Linked DNA regions of Homo sapiens: regions 1 and 3 are each linked to region 2. The links are chromatin loops, found by intact Hi-C in ENCODE. Cell type or tissue: ovary. All regions are shown on one strand. Region 1 overlaps CSPG4 (chondroitin sulfate proteoglycan 4). Region 2 has its middle 8.7 kb from the start of CIMAP1C. Region 3 has its middle 40 kb from the start of MIR4313.

What was found. A loop is a pair of places that touch in the nucleus more often than their neighbours do. Peaks named below come from ENCODE experiments on the same cell type or tissue, not always from the same donor. Only the 100,000 strongest peaks of a DNase experiment are listed, where the experiment ranks them.
Region 1: a loop joins it to region 2, with 2.2 times the contacts of the local background. A loop is called at or near these places in 53 of 110 quality-filtered maps.
Region 3: it touches region 2 in a loop (2.6-fold over the local background); 89 of 110 quality-filtered maps call a loop at or near these places.

The regions. Positions count from the first base shown.
Region 1 is chr15:75,682,253-75,686,252 of GRCh38, reverse strand. CSPG4 (chondroitin sulfate proteoglycan 4) reads left to right here. Exons shown (of 10, transcript NM_001897.5): 4 at 552-1,034; 5 at 1,341-1,517; 6 at 3,212-3,410; 7 at 3,512-3,646; 8 at 3,794-3,960. Among named protein-coding and RNA genes, the nearest start is that of CSPG4, 29 kb to the left of the region's middle. RefSeq lists enhancers at 1-72, 2,952-3,796. In ovary, a CTCF peak has its summit at 2,386 (motif pointing right); a DNase peak (open chromatin) is centred at 2,335.
Region 2 is chr15:75,730,740-75,734,739 of GRCh38, reverse strand. It overlaps the pseudogene DNM1P35. Among named protein-coding and RNA genes, the nearest start is that of CIMAP1C, 8.7 kb to the right of the region's middle. RefSeq lists an enhancer at 2,478-3,409. In ovary, a CTCF peak has its summit at 1,745; DNase peaks (open chromatin) are centred at 1,749 and 2,939; H3K4me3 peaks cover 200 bases; H3K27ac peaks cover 945 bases.
Region 3 is chr15:75,799,840-75,803,839 of GRCh38, reverse strand. No RefSeq gene overlaps it. Among named protein-coding and RNA genes, the nearest start is that of MIR4313, 40 kb to the right of the region's middle. In ovary, a CTCF peak has its summit at 1,577 (motif pointing right); a DNase peak (open chromatin) is centred at 1,599; H3K4me3 peaks cover 310 bases.

The DNA.
Region 1 (4,000 bases), 48 kb after region 2:
GTGACTGCGTCAGCATATGATGAACTCGTGTGTCTGTGTCACTGAGTCTGGGGACATGTGATTATGCACCTCCCTGAGGGAGTGCATCTCAAGCTGTGTGACCGACCCCCTGCAACCGTGTGTGGGGTGGGCATTAACATGTGACCAGCAGCCGGGGCAACCCAGTGAAACCCCATCTCTACACAAAAAATTTAAAAATTAGCCGGGCCTGGTGGCACATGCCTGTGGTCCCAGCTACTTGGGAGGCTGAGGTAGGAGGATCCCTTGAGCCTGGGAAGTTGAGGCTTCAAGGAACTGTGATTGTACCACTGCACTCCAGCCTGGGTGACAGAGTGAGACCCTGTCTCAAAAAACAAAAAATGTGACCAGCTGCATGTCTGGCTGCTGTGTGTGTGAACCCACGTGTGTGTTTGTGTGTCTAAATGAGCAGTGGTATCTAGAGGAATAAGTGGGGCAAGATCAAGCCTGTTCCGGCTTCTTAGGGCCACAGTGGACCCCTCTGAGACCCCCTCTGTGGCCCCCTGTGAGTCCTTGTGACCTCTGTTAACCAGGCAGCCCAGGAGGCAGTGCCACCTGCAGACATCGTATTCTCAGTGAAGAGCCCACCGAGTGCCGGCTACCTGGTGATGGTGTCGCGTGGCGCCTTGGCAGATGAGCCACCCAGCCTGGACCCTGTGCAGAGCTTCTCCCAGGAGGCAGTGGACACAGGCAGGGTCCTGTACCTGCACTCCCGCCCTGAGGCCTGGAGCGATGCCTTCTCGCTGGATGTGGCCTCAGGCCTGGGTGCTCCCCTCGAGGGCGTCCTTGTGGAGCTGGAGGTGCTGCCCGCTGCCATCCCACTAGAGGCGCAAAACTTCAGCGTCCCTGAGGGTGGCAGCCTCACCCTGGCCCCTCCACTGCTCCGTGTCTCCGGGCCCTACTTCCCCACTCTCCTGGGCCTCAGCCTGCAGGTGCTGGAGCCACCCCAGCATGGAGCCCTGCAGAAGGAGGACGGACCTCAAGCCAGGACCCTCAGCGCCTTCTCCTGGAGAATGGTATGGCTGTGAGAGAGGCCCAGGGGCTGCAGCCCAGCTCTGGGGGCAGAGTGGAGGGAGCCCTGGGGACTCCCAGTCTGGGGGTTATACACAGAGAGGAGACGGGGAGTCACATTTCAGAAGCACCTATGCTTTAAATACCATATATCTTTTCTTCCTCACAACTCCTCGGAGCCAGAACTTATGGTCCCCATTTTCTACCAATGGAAAATGAAGCCCTAAAAGAGTCAGTCTCCTCCTGCACCCAAAGGCAGGGCATGAAGGGTGCTGCTGGGGCCTGACTGCCAGCCCTGGGCCTGCCCCTAGGTGGAAGAGCAGCTGATCCGCTACGTGCATGACGGGAGCGAGACACTGACAGACAGTTTTGTCCTGATGGCTAATGCCTCCGAGATGGATCGCCAGAGCCATCCTGTGGCCTTCACTGTCACTGTCCTGCCTGTCAATGACCAACCCCCCATCCTCACTACAAACACAGGCCTGCAGGTGAGAGCATCCCTGGGAACACCCCCATGTCTGCTTCGAGAAAGAGGCCAGCGTCCCCTACTTCGCGGCTCAGAGCTCCCCCAGCTCTGATCCTCAGTTTCCTCCTCTGCAAAATGGGGACGCTGCCACATGCCTCACGGGGTTGTTGGAAGGAGAGAAGTGAGATTGTGCTGAAATAGAACACAGGTGGGAAGTTTTTTTATTGGATGTTTGCAAGTATGGTAGGCAGACTTCTGAGCGGCCACGGGTGGCTCTGCTGTTCCTTCTTCTGTGGCTAAGGACCAGAACATCTGACAGAATCACTTACAAGCCCTTAAGGGCAGGCATCAGGGCGGAAGCTGTTAAGTTTCCCACCTTCACCCAGCAAGTGAAGGCCATGGCTTGGCTCCCCAAACTCCTGCACAAGGCTGTTCCACGCCCAGCAGGACAGTGCAGGGAAGGCCCTGGTGAACTTCGCTCAGGCAGAGGTAAGGGCCCCACTCTGCAGGTGGAAGTTGAGGCCCAGACGTGGGATGGAACTTCTCCATGGTTGCAAAAGTAGTTCTGGTGGAACAGAAAGGGCATGGCTTTACAAAGCCCACATGGCAGGGCTTTGAACCCCAGCTTCTGGGGTGCATCCTCCCCGGTCAGCAGGAGCCACTGAAGTTTCCATAAAGGGCTGACTTGGGCTGTCTCTGGCATGGGGTGCCTGGGGCGGGGGTGGGGGCGGGGCCTTGGTGGTCTAGGATGTGCCCGTAGCGGGTGGCCTGGTGGTGCGGAAGCCGCCAAAGAGTGGGACACAGTGCTCTGGAACCACAGGCCAGGACGGCTGTGTGGCAGCACAGCCACCAGGTGGTGCCATCTACCTGTGTTTGCTCCAGAAGCCTAGTGCTGGGGTCCTGCCCCGCAACATTATGGCCCCTCCTGCCAGGGCTGGGCCTGAGGGCTCCCTGGGGCCGGGGGAGGAAGCCCAGGAATGCCAGAAGGCTCTGTTTTCCGGGCATGTGAGTCCCACTGCAGCTCTGCCCGCAAGTAATTGACCCAGCAAGACTGGTACCAGGACCTCAGGAACAGGCACCTGCTCTGCTTGCAAGTGGGAGGCCTGAAAAAGGGGTCCCCTTTGCCCAACATAAGGAGGGCCCCTAACTGCTCTGGAAGCACCTGGGCCCATCCCACGCTGATTCTGTGCTGCAGAACAGTGCCAACCATCAGCCCCCCACTCTCTGCGCCACGCACCCCTCCCTCAGCTGGAAGGAGGGCCCATTTCTAAAATCACCATTCCCACCTGTGCCCGGCCCCGGCCAGGCACACACGGAGGCTCTGAAAGGAGACCCCTGTCCCACCAGTGAGACAGATTAGGGAGCACTGTTGGTCAGCGCTGGGGGTTTCTGGGAGTGAGAACTTGGTGAGGGTAAGAGCTGGGGCCTTCCTGGGTAGGGGACATAAGCTGGCCTTGAGGGACACACAGGACTAGGGCAGATGGAGAGCAGGGAGGCTGGGCCTGGAGGGTGACCTTCCCTGGGGCCTTCCCTGGGGTGACAGGGAAGGTGAATGCGGGAGGCCCTTTGTGCAGGGGAGCCAGAGTGGCGCCAGCCTCGATGCCACCCGAGGGGCTGAGCCGCAGCAGGACTGGAGCCCTGGTGGCAGCCCAGGGCCGGGGAGGAAGGGGTGGGTGAGTGCGGCAAGGCAGAACCTTCACAGGCCTGTGTTCCCAGATGTGGGAGGGGGCCACTGCGCCCATCCCTGCGGAGGCTCTGAGGAGCACGGACGGCGACTCTGGGTCTGAGGATCTGGTCTACACCATCGAGCAGCCCAGCAACGGGCGGGTAGTGCTGCGGGGGGCGCCGGGCACTGAGGTGCGCAGCTTCACGCAGGCCCAGCTGGACGGCGGGCTCGTGCTGTTCTCACACAGAGGTGGGTGCTGAGGGCCGGGCCTCGGGTTCCTGCTGCCCACGGGGGTGCCCTGAGATGGGGAGCCGGCTCGGGCCAGCTGGACCCAATGCCCCTGTCCCCAGGAACCCTGGATGGAGGCTTCCGCTTCCGCCTCTCTGACGGCGAGCACACTTCCCCCGGACACTTCTTCCGAGTGACGGCCCAGAAGCAAGTGCTCCTCTCGCTGAAGGGCAGCCAGACACTGACTGTCTGCCCAGGTGGGTGTGCTGATCATGGGCATTCCTGGGTGCCAGGAGCTGGGGCGGAGCTGAGGGTGGCATGCCAGGGTCACGCTGCCTCTTTGCAAACACAGGCCTGGACCTGGCTCCCAGTCAAAATCTGATATCCCCTTTTGCCTCTGGCAGGGTCCGTCCAGCCACTCAGCAGTCAGACCCTCAGGGCCAGCTCCAGCGCAGGCACTGACCCCCAGCTCCTGCTCTACCGTGTGGTGCGGGGCCCCCAGCTAGGCCGGCTGTTCCACGCCCAGCAGGACAGCACAGGGGAGGCCCTGGTGAACTTCACTCAGGCAGAGGTAAGGGCCCAACTTTGCAGCCACCACTCAGATGCCCCCA
Region 2 (4,000 bases):
TGTATTATGACTATTCTTATTCTAATTATTTTCTTTATTATATTGAAACAGTTTGTGCCTTCAGTCTCTTGCCCCAGCACCTGAGTAATCCTCCACCCACAGGGCCACAGGCCCCATGAGATCTCTGAGGCCACAGAGTGTGTCCACACACGTGACCTCCAGGGTGATTCGGGCCAGAGCACAGGAATGGCCCAGGCAGAGGTGGCCTGGGCGTGGGCAGAGATGGCTCGGGCTGGGCCTGAGGCATCCAGGGGCTCAGCATCGCATCTCCTCAGGGGGGCCATCTGAGACTGCTGGGCCAGTGAAGAGGCTTCTCCCGGGTACCCACCTGTCCTGTCCAAGAGAGAACAGCCAGCCCCACAGCCCCAAATGTCTCTGTCCTCCAAGAGGCCAGATGTGAATCACAGGAATTTACAGCCCAGCCTGGCATGGGATTTATGAGTCTGCCTCCAGCCAGGGCTGGTGGGGAGTGGCCACTGTCAGCCCCCCATTGCCGCTGATGGATGAGGCTGTTTCCTGTAAGACAAACTCCCTCTGTGGCAGGCAGTGGAGGGAGACACATCCAGGCCCTAGGGCCAACCCCATACCTGTCCCAGAGCCGGATCCCTCGTGCCCTCACAGTCCATGCCTCCCCTTGATCCCCAGCCCTACACAGTGACACGCAAGCAGGAGGTGCACCCAAGGGGCCCAGCTCTTAGCCAGAGCTCTGCCTCCCACACTGCCATCTGCACCCCCTCCCCATGACCTTTAAAACCTTTCCATCCCAGGGCCCAAGCCTTGGGACCAGCCCAAGATGGGATATACCACACTCAAAGCCAGAATGGATCTCTGAGGTAGCCCAGAACACACACACGCACGCACGCACGCATATATACACACACATGCATGCATGCACATACACAGTACACAGATGAGAAACCAGGGTCCAGAGAGGAATGGGCCTTGCCCAAAGTCACCCAGCAGCACAGTGGTGAAGCTGAGACCCCAGCCCACAAGCCCCCTGGACTGGTCATTTCAGTGTCCGGTCACAGTGGACTGTCATATGGCCACAGGGGTAGTTTTCACCTCCAAATGCAGGTGCCTCTCCAGAGAACAGACAGACCTGGGTTTGAGTCCATGCCCCACCACTCTGTGTGTAAAGGTCATAAACTCTCTGTGCCCGTTCCCTCACCTGAAAAATGGGGATCAAAATAACCCCAACTTACCAAGGTTCTTACGAGGTTCAAGTGAGAGGATGCAGGTAGAGCCGCAGGACAGAGTGGGCCCCTGGCACATGCTCCCTGAGTGGTAACAATGGTTCTCCACCATCTCTCGTGTCTCAAGGGGCCCCGCTGCCTGATTTGCTGCGGGCAGGAGGACAGTCATGGTTGGGTGGGGCAGGAGGAGCAAGGAGAGTTTGAGTGTGGGACTGCAGGGCAGGAGTGAGGCCACTTCCTACTGGAGGAGACCCTGGAAGTCTCCCTGGAGGTGGTGGCATCAAGCAGAGGATGTAGAACTCTGTTTCTCTTGCTCTGAAGCTGACTGGGGGCTTCTTGATTGCCACAGGGATGGAGGGAAGCACCCTACCCTGAAAGCCTAGCCCAAGCTTCTGCCCTGGATGACCTGAGGAGGAGTCCCTCCTTTCTCTGGGCATCAGCAAAATGGGGCCGGGAGGACTAGACAACACTCCCTAGAGGCACCTTTCTGCTCTGGCCTTGTTGCAAGCTGAAGAAGGTCCTCCAGACCCACCCTCTGCAGTACCCAATTATTGCCACTGGGCAGCAGCAGGGAGTAAATCTGCGGTCCGGCCTCCTTTCCCTGCCGGCCAGTCCCTCTCCCAGCATCCGGTGGTCTTTGCTCCTCCGTCCCCCCGCCAACTCGCCAGAGAGCCAGAGCTGAGCGTCCTTCACATCCAGACATCTGATGCTCCCCTCAGCCCTGCAGAGAGCCAGCATGCTGGCTGCTTTTCAGATGGGGAAACTGATGGCCAAGAGGTGAGGACTTGCTCAAGGTCACGCAAGAGCCAAGTGTGCCCACAGCGGAGGTGGTGTGAAAGGAGACTGCGGTCACACGGACCTGGCTGGGATCCTGGTCTCCTCACCTCCAGCTGTGTGTCATCGGGCAGGTCACCCACCCTCTCTGAGCCTCAATTGATATAAGTGCTGAACACATGAAGCCACCGCTTTGTTTCCAATAGAGTTTATGCCCCAAGAGTGCAAAGACATGTCTGTCACTCACCTCAGCACCCCCAGAGCCTGGCGCAGGGTGGGATTCGGAGAATAGCGCCTGCCTCCCAGGGCCTGCCTGGCACTCAGCAGACACTGTGTCTCCTCAAACCGCAACCCCCCAACCTGGCCCCAGCCCTGGATCAGCCTCACCTCGCCTCATTCCCCTCCCATCAGTCTTTCCTGCAGGACACCCACCCACCCGGCCTTGAGGGGGGGCTCCTGCTCACCTCCCCACCCCATCCCTCTCGGCCCCCTTTCTCTGTCCTGGCCTCTCCCTCATGTCGCTCTCTCCTGCCGAGCCCCCACTTGGCTCTACGCTGTTTACAAGAGAATGATGACAGTTTTTATTTCTCTGTTTTATCTCCCTTCCTCCCCTGAAGGGAAACGTGCTTCCAATCTTCCAGGAAAAATTGAAGGCTCCGGATGAGAAAAAGCAAACAAAGGACAGTGGGACCATGGGCGTCCCCACCCCCACCACCCGCAGGCCCCACACTCAAACCAGCGCCCGTGCCCACGCCCATGCAGCCGTCCTCCGCCAGGCCCCAAGAACGGCTGTTACTTTGGGGGTAATTGAAAATGTCGATCATTATTCTAGAGCATAAGTAGGTCACAGGGACACAGGGAGCGAGAGAGAGAGAGAGAGAGAGAGAGGAAACCTGGTCATGGGAGAGGATCTGGGGGAGAGAAAGGCCAGCTGGGAGGATGTGGGCGTGGAGAGGAAGAGGGAGCAGAAGGAACGGGAGGGCGGGCAACTCTCCACCAGTGAGCAGGGCCACGGACTCAGGGGGATGTGTCCTCCCACCAGCCCCCCACCACACCCCGAAAGGAGCCGGGTGGCAGGAGCTCCTGTTTAGTCCTCCCGTACCTGAGCAGCCCCGAGAGTGGGTGTCTGTGAGTGCTGGGAGCAGGAGTGGGGACCTGGCTTGTCTTCATGGGGGTGCCCTCTCACGACCACGTGCACAGCGCCCAGAGGCCAGGTCCCAGGCTGGCGGGCTGAGAGCAGCCAGCGGTCCCCTCTCCTGGGGGAATGCAGGGACTCTCCTGACCTCCCTCCCATCACCCATCCCACCTCTCTCTGCATGTCGGGACATCTCATGGTTTGTGGATTTACTACTCCAGGGCAGTGAGGGGCGCCAGTGAGCCTGGGTGGGCACGTATCTGTGCATGAGATGAGATGCCTGGGAGAGAGGGATGGGGCAGGGTGTTTGAAGGCAGTGGTGGTACCAGGTGTGTGTGTGTAGAGTAAGGTGTGGGTCTGTGCATTTGTGTGTGTGTCTTGCCCCACGTGTGTGCGGTAAGGGACGTGTGTGTGCACAGCCCCTACCTGTGTGCCTCCAGATGGTGTGTCCATGTGTCCCTGCAGGCAGGGCCCCTCTTCTGCTCCTGGCCCAGGGCCACCATCCCCCCAGGTCCTGGGAACCTGAGTGGTGATTGGCCTTGGGGTTCCCTCCAGCAACAGTGGAACAACAGACCAGCCCCCACCCCAGCCAGTGTCCAAGAGGCTCGTGGGACTGTGATGTCACCACCAAGCCCTGGCTGAGGTAACCCAACATGGAGCCAGGCCTGTCTTGCCCCCTAGAGAGAAGAGAGGAACCTCAGGTGGGTCTCCTGCCAGGCACCGAGCCTCATCCACCCTCCAACATCTGCTCGTGGTGGGAGAGGGTGAATTCCCACCCTCTCACGGACACAGCCTCAGACCTCCTGGAGGCCAGGGCTCCAGGTGAAGACCAAGTCTTCGTACCCCCGGACCCAGCCAGAGCCTGGCACAGGGCAGGAGCTTAGCAAATGTTTGT
Region 3 (4,000 bases), 69 kb before region 2:
GTGTGGTGGCAGGCACCTGTAGTTCCAGCTACTTGGGAGGGTGAGACAGGAGAATCTCTTGAACCTGGGAGGCAGAGGTTGCCGTGAGCCGAGATTGTACCACTGCACTCCACTCCAGCCTGGGCGACAGAGCAAGTCTCCATCTCAAAAATAATAATAATAATAAAATAAATAAGAAAATCATTAATCTAGTCCAGACCAGTCTTTTACAGATGAGGTCACTGAAGTGTAGAGAGGTGAACTGACTTGTCTCCTCTTACACAGCAAGTCACTGGCAGAGCTTGACCTGAAACCCAAAGCCAAGCGTTTGCTATTACCTCCAGGTCCTTCAGTCCAGCCCTCCTGGGGCTCTGCCTTGGGAACTGGTATTAGTGACAAAGGGAGTAGAGAGGAACATGCATAGAGCTCTCCATTTAGATGGACATATTCACACTGTGCCAGGGCACCGGCAAGAAACAGTGCAAGCTCCAAGTGCTTGCCCCAACCCTTTTCCCCCTCCCCATCCTCTCTCATAACCAACTTCAGCTAAAAGGTCTGAAAAGATAAGGGAATCTTAGATGACTCTCACTAGGGTGTAAATGACTCCCACCATGATTTTTATTTTATCGAGACATAACTCTAAAAACAGTTTGATGGATAGTGTGCCAGGCAGTAGGATGAAGACAGATGGGGAAACTGCCTGGGGTCATGGAGAGAGTGGAGGCACTGAGGCCCTGAGTGATTTCATAAGGAACACCTTAGCAAATGTCCAGCACCATGATTTCTCATCTTCACTACCCAGGACACACAAGGCCCCACGTTCTGACAGATTTTATCAGACAAATTGCACTTGGTCATGCTTCATTCATTTTCCTCGGAGAGTTTCCAGGTTACATAGAATTGAGGTAATCTCCCCCCTCCCCATCACTCCCACGAAGACACTCTATGTTTCTGTTTGCAATACAGTCTTATATGGATTGATATTAGATTTTCATGGTGCTCTTTGTATTTTACAACTATTACTCAAGCTGGAGACCCAAAAAGAGCACTAGCTTTAGAATCAAAGACCCCTGGGTTCCAGTTTCAGCTGAGAGACTGTGAGCACATCGCTAGCCCACTCTGATCCTGTCTCCTAGTTGTATAATCACCTATTTCCCATCAATTGCGAGGCTGGAGATAAAAGTGCCCACTCTGGCCAGTACACAGTAGGAACTTAGTAAGCTTAAGCTCCCCACTACCCTAAAGTGTTAGCGGAAAGACAGAGATGTGGGGAATGGCACCTGGGAGGCTCCCGCTGTATGCTTCACAATCCTACCAATGAAAAATCTGAATTAGGCTTCAGTTTCCTGTCTACAAAATGAGAAAGACCAGGAGTGGGTAGGAAGTAGAGGAGCTTGGCTTTGTTGGCTTAAGCCGGGACCGTCTGATTCTGTAACGCGGGCTTCACTGCAGGGTCCAGCCCACTCCCCAGCCAGGGCTTCGCGTGCTCTTAATGTCTTTTGGCCAAGTCCAAGGCTGTCCAAGGTGGCGGTGGGGATGTGGGGTGGTGGGTAGTGGGGTGGAGAGAAGCAGTTCCCCCATATAACCTGCAGGTGGCACCAGAGCAGCGCGGGTTCCGCTCCAACCTTCCTGGAGACCCAGGCAGGGCGGGGTAGGGCGACGCAGAGGTGGTGCACGCTGCTCAGCTGGGCAGCGGCAAGAGCGCGACTGCGGATCAGTCCACACCGTTTAAAATCGACACAAAGGTCTTCTGGCTAATTTCCTCTCTTTAATAGGGTGATCATATGCTTTATCATCCAAATCAAGACACTTCGGAGAGTGAAAGGGGGCACTATAATAATTGTACCAGGACAGCAGACATAACATTAGCTGTACCTTGCAAACCAGAACGTATGGTCACCCTACACTCCGGTCACTTTTTCCTCCTTGTTTCCATTCTTTCTTTTAATTTTTTTTCTTTTTAAACACACAGTATTCTTTTTCCCTGAGCACCGCTGTCTTTGAAAATGCCCTTGCACTCGGGATGTTTTCGACCATGCAACATCTGTTTTCGCATCTTGAGTCTGAACAGGCTCTCTGAACCCACCCCAAAGGCTGGTTTTAGCTTCCAGTCGGAAGACTCTGTTCTCTGGTTTACCATCCCCATGACTCAAGAATTAAAGATGTCAGACCTGGAACAGTGGCCCTTATCTCAACTTTGGTTCCTCTTTGCTAAATCTATTCCTGTAATTTTGTGCTGAGTGCTCATGTCCTTTATCTCCTTGAATTTACGTATATTAGTTTATCGAATTGCAAGTAGACAAGCCCCATTAAGCAGGATTCTTATATTTCCAAGGTCATCTCATTACTCCATTCAACCTCAAATTAGTATGCCATTTATCCCCTTATTTCCGAACCCCCTTCACTTAATAGTCTCATAAGCATCCATCCATCGCAAAAAGGACTCGAACTTTTCTCACTTCCATTTTTAGTTGATTCATTGCTATCCAAGTAATGATTTGTCTGGGGGAGTGATTAGTAGAGAATTGTGCCCTTAAATTTAGTTTTATAGTTGGATTCTGCTAGTTACTATCTCTCTGTCATTCTCACATTGCAACAAATGACTGGGTTTCTGTCTCAACCTAAAATGTAGGTTAGAAATTTGATCTTATCTGAATAAGATATTAATAGATAATGTGAGACTTTTTAAAATTTACTGAAATGTTTCTCAGCCAAGAATGACACTCATGGTCACAAATATGTATGTAAGCAAGCAGAAAATTGAGCTTTAAATATATAAACTCTTAAAATATCATATTTAGAGACTATGTTTTTTTCTTTCTTAGTAAAGTATATTTGCTATGGTTGGAATGATTGTGTCTCCTCCAAAATTCATGTTGGAACTTAAACCCCAATGTGATAGTATTAAGAGGTGGAGTCTTTAGGAGATGACTAAGCTGTAAGGAGGAGCCCCCTCGTGAATGGGATTAGTGACCTTATGAAAGGGCTTGAGGGAGCTACCCAGCTCGGTTTTCTTCTTTTGCTTTTCTGTTCTTTCCACCATGCTGGGACACAGCATTCCTCACCTCTGGAGGTCTCAGCATTTAAGGTGCCATCTTGGAAGCAGAGAGCAGCCCTCACTAGACTACAAACCTGCTGGCGCTTTGATCTTGGACTTCCCACCCACCAGAACTGTGAGAAATACATTTTTGTTCTTTACACATTACCCAGTCTCAAATATTTTGTTACAGCAGCACACATGGACTAAGACAGTATCTTACATTCAGCGAGGTGCCTATACCTTAAGCTACAACTCCTTACTATTTACATATGTGCACACTTATGTGACCGCCACTCAGTTCAAGATACAGAATGTTCCCATCAGCACAGAGGGCTCCCTCTTGCCCCTTCTCAGTTGCTGTCCCCTCAAAGTTAACCAGGATCCTGACCTCTGCAACCATGGATTAGTTTCGCCTGTTCTTTAGCTTCATATAAATGGGACCATTCAGTATGTGCACGTTTGTGGCTGGCTTCTTTCATTCAATATAATCCTGTGAGATTTAACCACGTTTTGGGTACTGGTAGCTGTTTATTTTTCTGGTTGTGTAGTTTTCCATATTTCATTTATTACCCTGCTATTTTTGTCTCTAACTCAGTGTCTTGTGGGGTCTATTGTTCCTTTTTAGCTGGATTGATACTAAGTGTCTTCTTATCAATGGAGCTTAGGACATTTTAGAAGATGAAAGCCTAATAACCCCAAGCCCCCCAATCTTAAGCCAAGTTTCCTCCTCACGCCTGCTTCAGTTGCTCTTCTTCATGTGGTATTTTTTCCCTCACAAAACTGATGGAAATTAAGAAACCCAAAAGCTCTTCATCATGTTATCAGCTTAGGGACGCTTGTCATCTGAATAACAGGGTAGATATTTATCATCTGAAATGTTAAAATAACTAGAGCAAACACTTACATAGCACTAACTGCTGTTCACAGTGCTTTACATATATTATTTTCCTCAAAACTGCTCTGTGAAATAGACACTATTAT